Regions from separate parts of the Mus musculus genome. Here region 1 is linked to region 2. Evidence: chromatin loops called from intact Hi-C (ENCODE). Cell type or tissue: heart. All regions are shown on one strand. Links, peaks and the distances in the headings refer to the core of each region. The heading gives the core; the rest is flanking DNA.

What was found. Peaks named below come from ENCODE experiments on the same cell type or tissue, not always from the same donor. Only the 100,000 strongest peaks of a DNase experiment are listed, where the experiment ranks them.
Region 1: it touches region 2 in a loop (3-fold over the local background); 19 of 42 quality-filtered maps call a loop at or near these places.

What each region holds. Positions count from the first base shown.
Region 1 is chr19:55,192,515-55,197,895 of GRCm38, forward strand. Tectb (tectorin beta) reads left to right here. Exons shown (of 10, transcript NM_009348.4): 8 at 50-122; 9 at 1,326-1,358; 10 at 2,145-3,799. The coding sequence ends at 2,194. Mir6715 (microRNA 6715) reads left to right here and starts at 164; the gene lies at 164-220. In heart, for the core only: no CTCF peak of the experiment used is centred there; a DNase peak (open chromatin) is centred at 2,207.
Region 2 is chr19:55,097,094-55,102,450 of GRCm38, forward strand. It overlaps Gpam (glycerol-3-phosphate acyltransferase, mitochondrial), which reads right to left and starts at 2,384. Exons shown (of 21, transcript NM_008149.4): 1 at 2,236-2,384; 2 at 404-534. The coding sequence starts at 505. It overlaps Gm31356 (a long non-coding RNA gene), which reads left to right and starts at 2,450. Exons shown (of 3, transcript XR_001782666.2): 1 at 2,450-2,539. In heart, for the core only: no CTCF peak of the experiment used is centred there; DNase peaks (open chromatin) are centred at 1,588 and 2,278; H3K4me3 peaks cover 2,023 bases; H3K27ac peaks cover 1,766 bases.

The DNA of each region.
Region 1 (5,381 bases), core at 330-5,329, 96 kb after region 2:
AAGTTCATTTTTCTTTTTTCTCTTTTTCATTTCTCCTCCCGGTCTTCAGAACTGTGACAAACGGAAGCGCATGCTACGTGACCAGACAGGAGGTGTCCTGGTTGTGGAGTTGTCCCTGAGGAGTAAGCTGATTGCCCAATATGTGTACTCCTGGGCTGTGTCCACAGGCACCACAGGTTTGAGCATTTTGATTGAATTGCCAAACCAGGCGTGCCTGTGGACACAGCACTCACGGGCTCCTTGAGTGCCGAGTGCCAGGGGCCTGATCACGTGGACGCAAGGACGTGAGGTTTGTTGAACGTCTTATGAGGCCAAAGCCAAATGCACCCGAGGCATTAGGAAGCGCGGAGCTGAGCTTCCAAAGTGATGGTGCAGTGCAGTGAACAGTGAAGCAGGTATGCAGGTGTCCTAGGGATGTCAGCAAGCCGTCACCACCCAAGCCTGGCTGGGCACTGAGTTCCATAAATGAGCAAGACTCATAGAGACCTGTCACCAAGCTTTTACCTAGTGTGTGTGTGTAGGGGGGGGGGGGGTGGGGATGGTTTACACAGAGGGAAACTGGAACGTTGAGGGGTCCGGAGGGCAGGGCCATGTAAGAGTGTGTCCACAGCCATGGTGCAGGCCCTATAGACTGTGAGAAAAATATCAATGTGGCCTGGCGGATGCTGGGGGTTGTGGGGGGTGAGGTCTGGAGTTGTCCTCAAAGCACAACTACACAAAGGCTGCCTCTTGACTGTGTGTGGCCTGCAATCTAACACAGGTTCTGTACACTTCCCTGCGGTTCTAAAAAAGGAAAGGAAAAAACATGGTGCATAAAAATTCAATGAAGTTAAAATCTCGGTGTCTATAAAGTTTTATTAGAACACAGAGGAGACAGAGACACATGTTCCTGCAGGTGTCGTTGCCTACCGGTGTATTCAGGCTACAGTGACAGTACACTTAGGCCACGCTTGGTGTGGTACCACACACCCGTAACCCAGCACTCAGGAGGCTGAGGCAGGAGGACAGTGAATTTGTGGCCTATCTGGGATACATAGTCAGACCCTGCCCAAAAGTGTAAAGAAAAAAAAAATACCAGATACTAAAAATATCTAGTGCTTTCCAAAATATCTGACAGCCCCTGCTTTAGTGAGCCAAGGAGATGGCGCTCTAGGGAAGGTTCTGAGAAGGTTTTCTCGTAAGCCCCAGGAGGTGCTCCCTCTGAAAAGCAGTGGTTATGCTCTAAAGGGGGTCGCACGTGGTCGGGTTTGTGGTTCACACACAGATCTGATGCGTCTTTCATGCCCCTTTTCAACCTCCACTCTCTCTCTCTTTGCTCACCCCAGGCAGGGCATTTTCCGGCCTCTGTGACTTCTCAGGTAAGACAAAGAGCCACTACTGAGAAGTGTCATGGGGCAATGCTTTTGTGAAGTGTGTATAGGTGTTAGAGATATTTATTTTGGCCCCAGAAAAATCTGTCATTAAAAATATACATATTGGCGTACTCTCGAGTTAGGGGTGGGGGTGGAGGGCAGAGGTCAAGAGGTCTTACTATGGCTGGCCTTCGACCTGAGAGGGAGGAACTGTTTCAAATGGTTGAAGAGCCATCAGACCCCACCCTCTGAGCAAAGCCCACACCACATGGCCTCCCTAAGATTCCCGAATCTGGAGAACATGATTTCCGGTCAGGCCATCTACTTGCTTAGCAAATATTTGAGGCCAAGCTATGACTCTGCTGTTCCTTAGTGGAGTGACAGTAATAAGAACCTCAGCCCTCGATACTCAGCTTTCCTCTGGGGAAACTGGGCTATGAGTGTCCCTAGTATATATAGTACTCTATGAATTAATTATAGTTCATCACTAAACAATACAGTGAACAAGACAAGGTCATGGGTGAAGGCCGGGGGAAGTGCCAGAGCAGGCAGCCATGGAAGCTTCTAAGGGGAGGAGCCAGATGTCTGTTTGCCTAAAGGTCCACAATGTACACACACCTAGTAGGGCCTCTGTCCTCTAGAAGTGGATCATGCCAGCCCCAGGGAATGAACAGTAACAAATGTATAAAATGTGGGGGCTTTACAGCAACCATGTTGCATTAACCCTGGCTGGATTCCCCTGGGCCTGACACAGCTGTTTCTCAGTGCCGTCTCTGGCCCGCTGTTTTGCAGATGTTCTTCTTCACCTCATCCTGATGCTGGGGACCTGGGCTGTGTTGTAGGAGACAGCTGGACAGCTGTAGCAGCTCTCTCCAAGGCCACCCTGAACTATGACACATTCGTTTATTGTGCTGCCAAAAAAAGAACAGACAGAAGACTGCATGGCTGGGGAGCTGGGAACAGCCCTTTGCCAAATATGTGTTCCCCCATGTTTGTGTGTGGATGTGAATTTGGTGAACCTCTGCCTCAGAGCCACACTTCCACTTATTCCGTCCTGCGGCCGTTAGATCCTGATAATCTTCTCCATGAAGCCAGAGAGGAGTGTTCTCTCCTCCGCTCAAATTAGAGCAGCATTTGGAAGCTACTTTCATTATAAAAGACTCTCACACACTCATCACATGCAGCTTAACATTTGGAGGCAGAGACAGACAAACACCAAAAAAAAAAAATCAATGCCAAATACAGAATCCACAGGAATAGCCAACTTTACCCAGCAGGCACTCTGTCATTGAGACAGTACAGTTCTAAGGACCAGCATCGAGCCCCCAGGCAGGAAGTTCCAGTCTTCAACCACGATGTGGAAGTCCAAGTTAAATACAATATATTTACTCAAACTTCTGTAATGGATGAGAAGGGGATCCTTGAGAGCCGCTAGTACCAGTCTGCTTTTATCATAGGGTTTCTTAAATAGATATAATCATTAGGGAGGTATAGATGTCTTATCCTTACAAGAGATTCTATTTCTTTAGTCACAAATAAATAGGAAATCGACTATGAACAAGTAAAACTCATCTCCATTTCACAGAAGAGTGTGGCATTGCCTCCGTGAACTGTATTTGCACGGGAGTGGAAAGACTCTGGCCGAGCCGGTTCTCTGAGAGGTGAGAGCCGAGCTTCCCTCACACCTGTGGTGCCCTGTGCGTTCAATAGCCTAGTGTGTGCTCTTGGAAGTCTTCCTGTCAGGATGGTGGGATGCGAACATCCAAGCCCTGTTCCTTCTTGGTCACTTGTGACTGTGGGGACTGAACCATCCACTCATCAGAAATGTAATGCATACACAGTCAATGACATCACATGACAGCACACTCTCAGAACTGGCCACCCCTGTGACCCAGAGCATGCCAACGTCCGTAGGTCACATTTGGCAATGAGAAGCCAAGTGAACACACCAATCCTGTGAGAGCATGAGCTGTGGTATGACAGGAGAGACCTTGTGCTAAGTCTTTTTTTTTCCCCTTTGTCACTTTCACACTGGGCATTTGAAATCACATATCAGTTTGTCCCTCTGTATTTCATGCCCTTGAGAGGTCTTGATGTCTGTGGTTTACCAATCCTTTTACAACTTGGGTAAATGAACTTAGAAATTGTGTTTGTTTAGCCGCAGGCTAGTGCACGGTGGTCCCATGTATTCTAAACTTGGTATCTAGTTCATGCTCCAATCAGTTTGGAACCACTTCCTAATGTAACGTCAGAGTTTGTTGTAGCTGAGAATTACAGAAAACCTGCTTTCTTGATCCTAGTCAGGAACTCTTACGAAGCACACATATAGCCAAGCTTATAGGTCTTTGGCTGTCAGACTAAAAACAATGTTTGATCCTGATGTATGGTCTTGTATCTCAACCTGGTGCTATGGACTAAATAAAATGTCTGGAGTAAGTAACCTGTGACCACAGTTTACAGTGTTCGTATGTTATGAGAGAAGACAATCCCAGTGTTCCCCCAAAGGTTTTGAGACTTCATAGACTCCAAGAATCCCACAAACTTTCAATCGTTTGTACTTCAAACACTCCAATACTACAGTAGTCTACAGACGAGAGGTAAAGGAGGTAGCCATCTTGCATGGCTAACATTGGAGGGGTGGGGGTTAGAATCACCTGGGTCGAGCCCTGCCTGCAGGAGTCCACTCTCCTGTGAGTGAAGAGATGTGTTCAGTTTAGTTAACTGGTAGCCCCACACGGGGTTTAGTTACCCTTTCTGCCTTAGGATTCTGTGAGGGATTAAGAGAAAGCACCCTCGGTGTAATGTCTGCTGTGAATTCTAACTTGTACTAAACATGAAACATGTATCCAGAGAAAAGAAAGATACATATTGCCTTAGGCATCCTTGGTTCATACACACAACACTAGATACAGATTTGAGGAAACTGCTCCTAGCCATAAAACCCTGTCCCTTTCTGTCTCTCTCCCCTACTCACTCTCTTCTTCTCCTCTTCCATGTGTATATATATCCAGTGGGGTGTGTGTGTGTGTGTGTGTGTGTGTGTGTGTGTGTGTGTGTGTGTGTGTAAGAATACAGGTGCGCATGCAGATATCTGTGTTTGTATTTTTATTGTGTTTTGTGTGATGTACAAGTCTGGATATCAAATGTTTATGTTATAATATTAAATGAGGCTAGATTTAACAAAGTCTGTTATTGGCATATAATTTAGGCAAGCAGATGGGCTAGGGCCATAAGCAAATGTACATCTTTGATACAAATAATAATAATAATAATATAATAAACAATTACCTTATTCAACCCCATCTCTGGAACCGAATAGAATTTTCTAATGCCCTTTTAATATCACGATATTAGATTATGTGGTTGCTTCATTGTTTTGTTTATAGCTCTACTAGTCCTTAATGTTGCGTTATTGCTTTTTAAAAATGTCTCCTTCCAACTAAACTGCAAGATAAAGATGAAAGAAAGTTCAAATTCTCTTCACTTCCAGTGCGTCAGCTAGCAGAGTAAAAACACATGTTCCTAAAGTCCATAAAATTCTCAGACAAATGGATGGATGGATGGATGGATGGATGGATGGATGGATGGATAGTGGGTGGATGGGTGTGTGTGTATGGATGGATGGGTGGATGGATGATGGATGGATGGATGGATGGATGGATGGATGGATGGATGGATGAGTGGGTAAGTAAATGGATTGGTATATGGATAAATAGATGGTTGAATAGAATGATAGGTAGATGGAGGTTAGGGGGATAGATGGGCGGGTGGGTAGACGGATGGACAGATGGGTGGGTGGACAGACAGATGTATGTATGTCATGGGGCTGGTCTAAGAGCTGCATAAGTTATTATGATTTGTTTTCTTTAATGATGGAACAAAGTATTTAGAACAAGAAGCCATGGTGCTCAACAAGGGAAGAAGGTAGGAATTGAGTTCAACAGGAAGATGGACTCGCCCATTGTCTCCATGCTGGAGGGGGAGAAACTCCCTATGTAAATGCTGTCTTCCCTCCTCCTAGTTGGCCAT
Region 2 (5,357 bases), core at 1-5,000:
AGTACCACCACAAGAAAATGCATGCTTTTCAATTAGTTTAATAAACAAGTTTCCTGTTTTTTATGTTTTAGAGTTAATTTCCATTATAAAACTCAGGCTTACTAAATATAAGTTGTGTGGTAGATACTAAAAGGAAAAAAAAAATGTTTAAGCACACTACACAAAACAATGGTTACTATTTTGCCTCCATACAAGAAGTTTTATTTTTTAAATACAATTACTGCTCTGAAATTTTCCACCCATTTTTTTTTCTTCCCAGTTAATACTACCAAAAATTTTAAATCTTAGATTGTAAAAACACCATTTCTAAGAGTCGGAAGCAGTTTCTTTGATGATTAATCTCTACTTGATATCACTGCAAACATTTTAAGTGGGCTGTGATGAAGGCTTCTCGTCAACTTACCCAGTCCTCACTGGTGTGTTTACATCGGCCAAGGCTGTATTCCGATGAACTGGGCAGATAAGAAACGTCTATTGTGCCAACTGTCACTGAAGACTCCTCCATGGCAGAACGTGCAAGTCCCAAACCATGTGCTGTAAGAAATAAGCACTACTCAAGGAAGTATCCAGAGAGTAACCCCGGGCCTCAAACTGCTCATCTCCTCACAGTTCTGCTTAGTAACAAGATATTACATGAACTGACAGATTGCTAGTGTAGTGAGTAGCAGCAAAAAGCTATAGCTTGGTGGTAGAGTGCTCATCTGGCCCGATCTGTTTACATGTCTGCTAAACTGCCCTGACCTCAAAGGTCAACATTCACAGACCAGTATTTTCCGAACATACAAGGATACAGCAGCTGTAGCCTTCAGATTCCTGGGCAAAACTGTCATGAGAAGTCACTTGTAAAAAAAAGGAAGACAACTTCAAAATAAGGCACTTGTAATAATACTGGCTTGCAACGAATAATTATTTCACTTTTGTTAATAACTGAGTATCCCTGGGAGGATAGAGACAAAAACTTTTTTATTATTTATTTATGGATGTGTGTGCATGTATAGGCATATACATATGAGTGCTGGAGGAGGCCAATACTGCACATCAGATCCCTGGAGCTAGGTCGTGAGCTACCTGATGCAAGTGCTGGGACCAAACTCTGATCCTCTGAAAGATCAGCGGGACTGTTAACCACTGCGCCACATCTCCAGCCCCAGCGTAAGCTTACTTGGTAAGACATTTTATATGTATGAATGCAGCTTTTTTTAATTTTTAAAAACCTTATATCATCTTTATTTAATTATTTTAGCTGCTGGCTTCCCCCTGCCCCCCAGCATTAGATTCTTCTCTTAAAATCAAAATCCACCTTCAGTGAGAGAACACTGTTCTCTAAGAGGAACACCTGGACTCTTTACAATCCCCACGTGGATTTGCTCCGATAACTGTTTAGCCTCAAAACAACATCTGCCCTTAGCCGTTCAGCATAAGCAATCAGCTGACACCAGAGATCAGTAAAGCACCCCATCTGGTGGGAAAAGTTCTTTATTATAAAGATTCGACGCCCCCTCCCCCTACCAACTTCCGGTTCTGAATGGCCACACAACGGAGGGGGGCCGGGAGTGGGGGAGCACACTGCAGCCTGAGAAAAGAAATGAGGCGATCGGAGGAGGAAAGGGAGGCTTGTGCCAACAGACGTCCAAGCCTTGCTCCTCCAGCCCCACAGGGTTTACTTGAGGTCAAGCCAGATTTTTTTACAGGAGAGGGGAGGAGAATAAAAGAAAAGAATCCCAGAGGCTCTAAACAGCAGTGCTGAGCAGGGAAGAAAACAAAATCTGACAGTGGGCCACAGGCAGGGGCAAGGGGGCCCCTCTGGAGTTCAAGGCCCCGTCTGCACACCACGCATGTGAATTTGGACAAGTTGGTTAACTACTACGCCTTGCTTCTCCCATCTGGAAAATGGGCAGCATGCCACCCGACAGCTGTGTCCGGCTGCAGGGAGGGCAGGGGTCTCCATAGCACGCCCGGGACACTGTGGGGTACGCGGGGCTGCTGTCAGCGGGCGGTCCCTGGAGCCAGCTGCTCGCGGAGTCCCCCGCTGCCTCGGTTTCCCTCCCGGCCCCCCGGGACGGAGCGTGCTGGGATGTCAGCCCTGCTGGTGCTGTCACTGCAGCCCGGTCCCTGGAGCGATACCGTGCCCACCCATCCGGGAGCCCGGCCCACTCCAGGGGGAACCCGGGTGTCCGCCCCGGACTCTTGCAAAGCCTCGGGCGGGCCCAGGGAGAGCGGCGCCCACCCACGCACCTGACCCCGCGCTCCGGCCCAGCGGCGTCTGCAGCCGCAGCCCGCACCGCGCACAGCGCACCGCGCTCCTCTCCACCCGCCCGGCAGCTCGCGCCTGGGCGCACGCAGCTGCCAGCGCTTCGGCTCTGCGCCTGCTGCAGCGGCGCGCCGCGATGACGCGGGCGGCGCGCGGCAGTGACGTCGGGGCTGCCGGCCGCCAGGCTTAGCGTAAGGCGCTTGGAGGAAGGGGACGGTGGGGACGGAGAGCATGGGGAGTGAGCCTGATGTCTACACTGCCCAAGCTGCATGCTTCGTGCATCGGCCGGTGGGTCTGTCTGTCTGTCTGCCATCTCCCTTGCGTGACCTCAGCTAGCCTAGGCTAGCACCAGGCCCTGTCCTGTGGCGGAATGCATTCGGGCTGCGTGGGTTTAGGTACTTGTGCGTGATCTTGCCTTTTTGTATGTGAGACCAAGCTCAATTTGTGAAGAATGAAGAGGCAAGGACTGCAGAGTGCAACGTTGTGAAATGTCTGAGTGACCGAGCCCGCAACGGCGAAAAAAATGTAGAATAGACAAAGGAAGGCTTGAAAGATAACTAAAAACATGCCCATAGCTCCCTAGAACCCAAATGCCTGGGCCCAGCACATCAGACATAAACAGAGAGGCCGCTCCTCTCCCTCTGTCCCCAGCAGTTGTCCCTGCTGTGGCCCGGAGATGCTGTCCCTCTCCTGTTGTGCTTCTGCCTCTCATCCCAGCACTCTGTAGTCCCAGAACTGCTTCTCCAAGCCTTCCCTTCCACCCCATTCCTCCATTATCACAGCCTCCTGCGACATCTCAAAGATTAACCAGAGCACCATGTCTCAGGTCCTCATCCATCGGTGTCAGACTGCAAACCCATGGCAGCGACAGTGCCTTACATCAGGGTCCTAATTAATATGTTATAATAAGCACCCAGTAAATACTGGGAGCTGAGGCACAACAAGAAAAACTAGATTTCCTTAGCTTGAACTTTCCACTTCTCTTTATAAACCCATCCTACAAAGCAAATATTCTCTTCTGGGAAACAACCCCAGAGAGTAGAAGTGGCCATTCATCAAGGACCCTGCCTTGATTTAGCCTCACATGTACCTTAGCAAAAAAAAAAAACAAACATACTTCACTAAGGCTCTCAAGGAGTGTATATTGGCTACAAAGAGTAATTTCTTATCCCAAAACATTGTGAAATTTTGTGCACAGGATACAGGGGCCCTAACAACAAAACAGGCATGGAAGGAAAGCATGAAGAAAAACTTTAGATTGATAAAGAAGATAAGAGAAATGAATTAGACTGACAAAGAAATTCTAAAATGTAAGCCATATGGAAAGTGTGTCTTACATAAAACTCAGTCATAGTGACTCTTCTTGCACAAGAGTGGCTGTGCATGTGAATGTGGGTTTGCCGTGCTAAGTTCTGGTTACATAATGAAAATTGTTTTGGAAACAGGTGGCACCCTAAGCAATTTATTTTATCAGCAGAGTGATTTATAGTAACCAGTCTAGCCAGTCAAGATGGAGCAACAGGGGAGAATTTGCTGTCTTATTTAATACAAGAAAAACCAAACAGGCAGTATAAAACAGTGACATTCAAGAATCAGACATTCTGTACCTTAGGTCGACAGTCCAAGGGGAGGCACACAATGAGCTGAACCCTGTACTTGCTTTGGCTTATCACCTAGAGAGAGTTATCAGGCTTCAGTACAGAAAGAAGGAATTCAGCCAGGTTTAGGTAGACTGAAATGAGGAGATAGAATTGAGAGACTATGGGTGTCAAAGCAGGAGCAACATCAGAGTACCAGAGAGGAGAAAGCTATGTGGCAAAAGAAGCCATGGAGACCTGCAGACACAGGTTCAGGGAAGAAGAACACATAAACATGAAGTGAAGAAGAACACTCACTGTGGCTAGCACAATATGGGGACTGCTCTTGGATCTACAAGTCATAGCTAAAAGATTCTCGGTGGTCATAAAGGATGCTTAAAATGCCTGATCTTCAAAGACTCTAGAAACCTCATTATTTATGACATAAATGATCTCACCTCAGTAGCAGAGCAAAAATAGCCCTACAATAAAGTCATATTATGGTCATATTTAACAACCCTAAAAACCCAGTGCCACCCCTACCCCTTGGACAATTTCAAAAACAAGCATACAAACAAAAGACCACCAAAGTACCCAAGAATAAAGCATGAGGATGCTTACAGGGAACAAAATTTAAAATATCCTGTTCCTCACAAAGTGAGATTCTCAGTGTTTCAAATTGAGATTGTAGGCAGGCATGCAAAAAGAAAAGAAAAAAGAAAACAGGAAAGAGTGATGCACAGCAGAAATGGAGAAACCCATGAATCAAGAATGCTAGAGCTAGCAGAGTTAACAGCAAGTAGAAGAGAGACATGGAAAAAAGATTCAGCCAGATCTAGACCGGGAGAGGATGTGGCTCAGCTGGTATGTGGCTTGCCAAGGTGGCATGCGTGAAGTCGTGCACCCTGTCTCTACCACCACATAAAAGGAGGTGTGGTGATACAGAACAGACCTTGAATACCAGCACAGAAGAGGCAGAGAGTCAGAAGTTCAAAGCCACCCTCCACCATACGGTGAATTTAATGCCAGCTGGGCCACAAGAGACCCCATCTTAGAAATCCAAATCAAAGTCACAAACCTTATAAAAGCATTGGGATTTTTGTAAACATATAAACACATACATACACACCTGTGATGAATTCACAGCAGGTTAAATGTTACCAAAAAGTAAAATAAATTACTTTAAAACATCGTGTCAGAGCTATGTGGAACACAGCACTGGGGAACCAGAAGTAAATAATGAACAGGGACGGCATCAGGGGACTTGGGTGGGTGCATGTGATTGGTGTCCCTGGAGGGAGGAGAAAGATAAACACTGAAAGAATTCATGTCTGGAAGACCTAGGCTGTAAGATATGTCACTGACTTCCAAAGAAACAACAAAATGCTATATATTGAAATCTGAACCTACACAAAGGAGTTACAGGATCTTAAGGACCCCCAAAGTATTTTTTTATTAAAATTACCTTTAAAAGATAGCAGACTGCTTACAACAAAAATAAAAACAATATACTGTGCAGTTAATAGCAT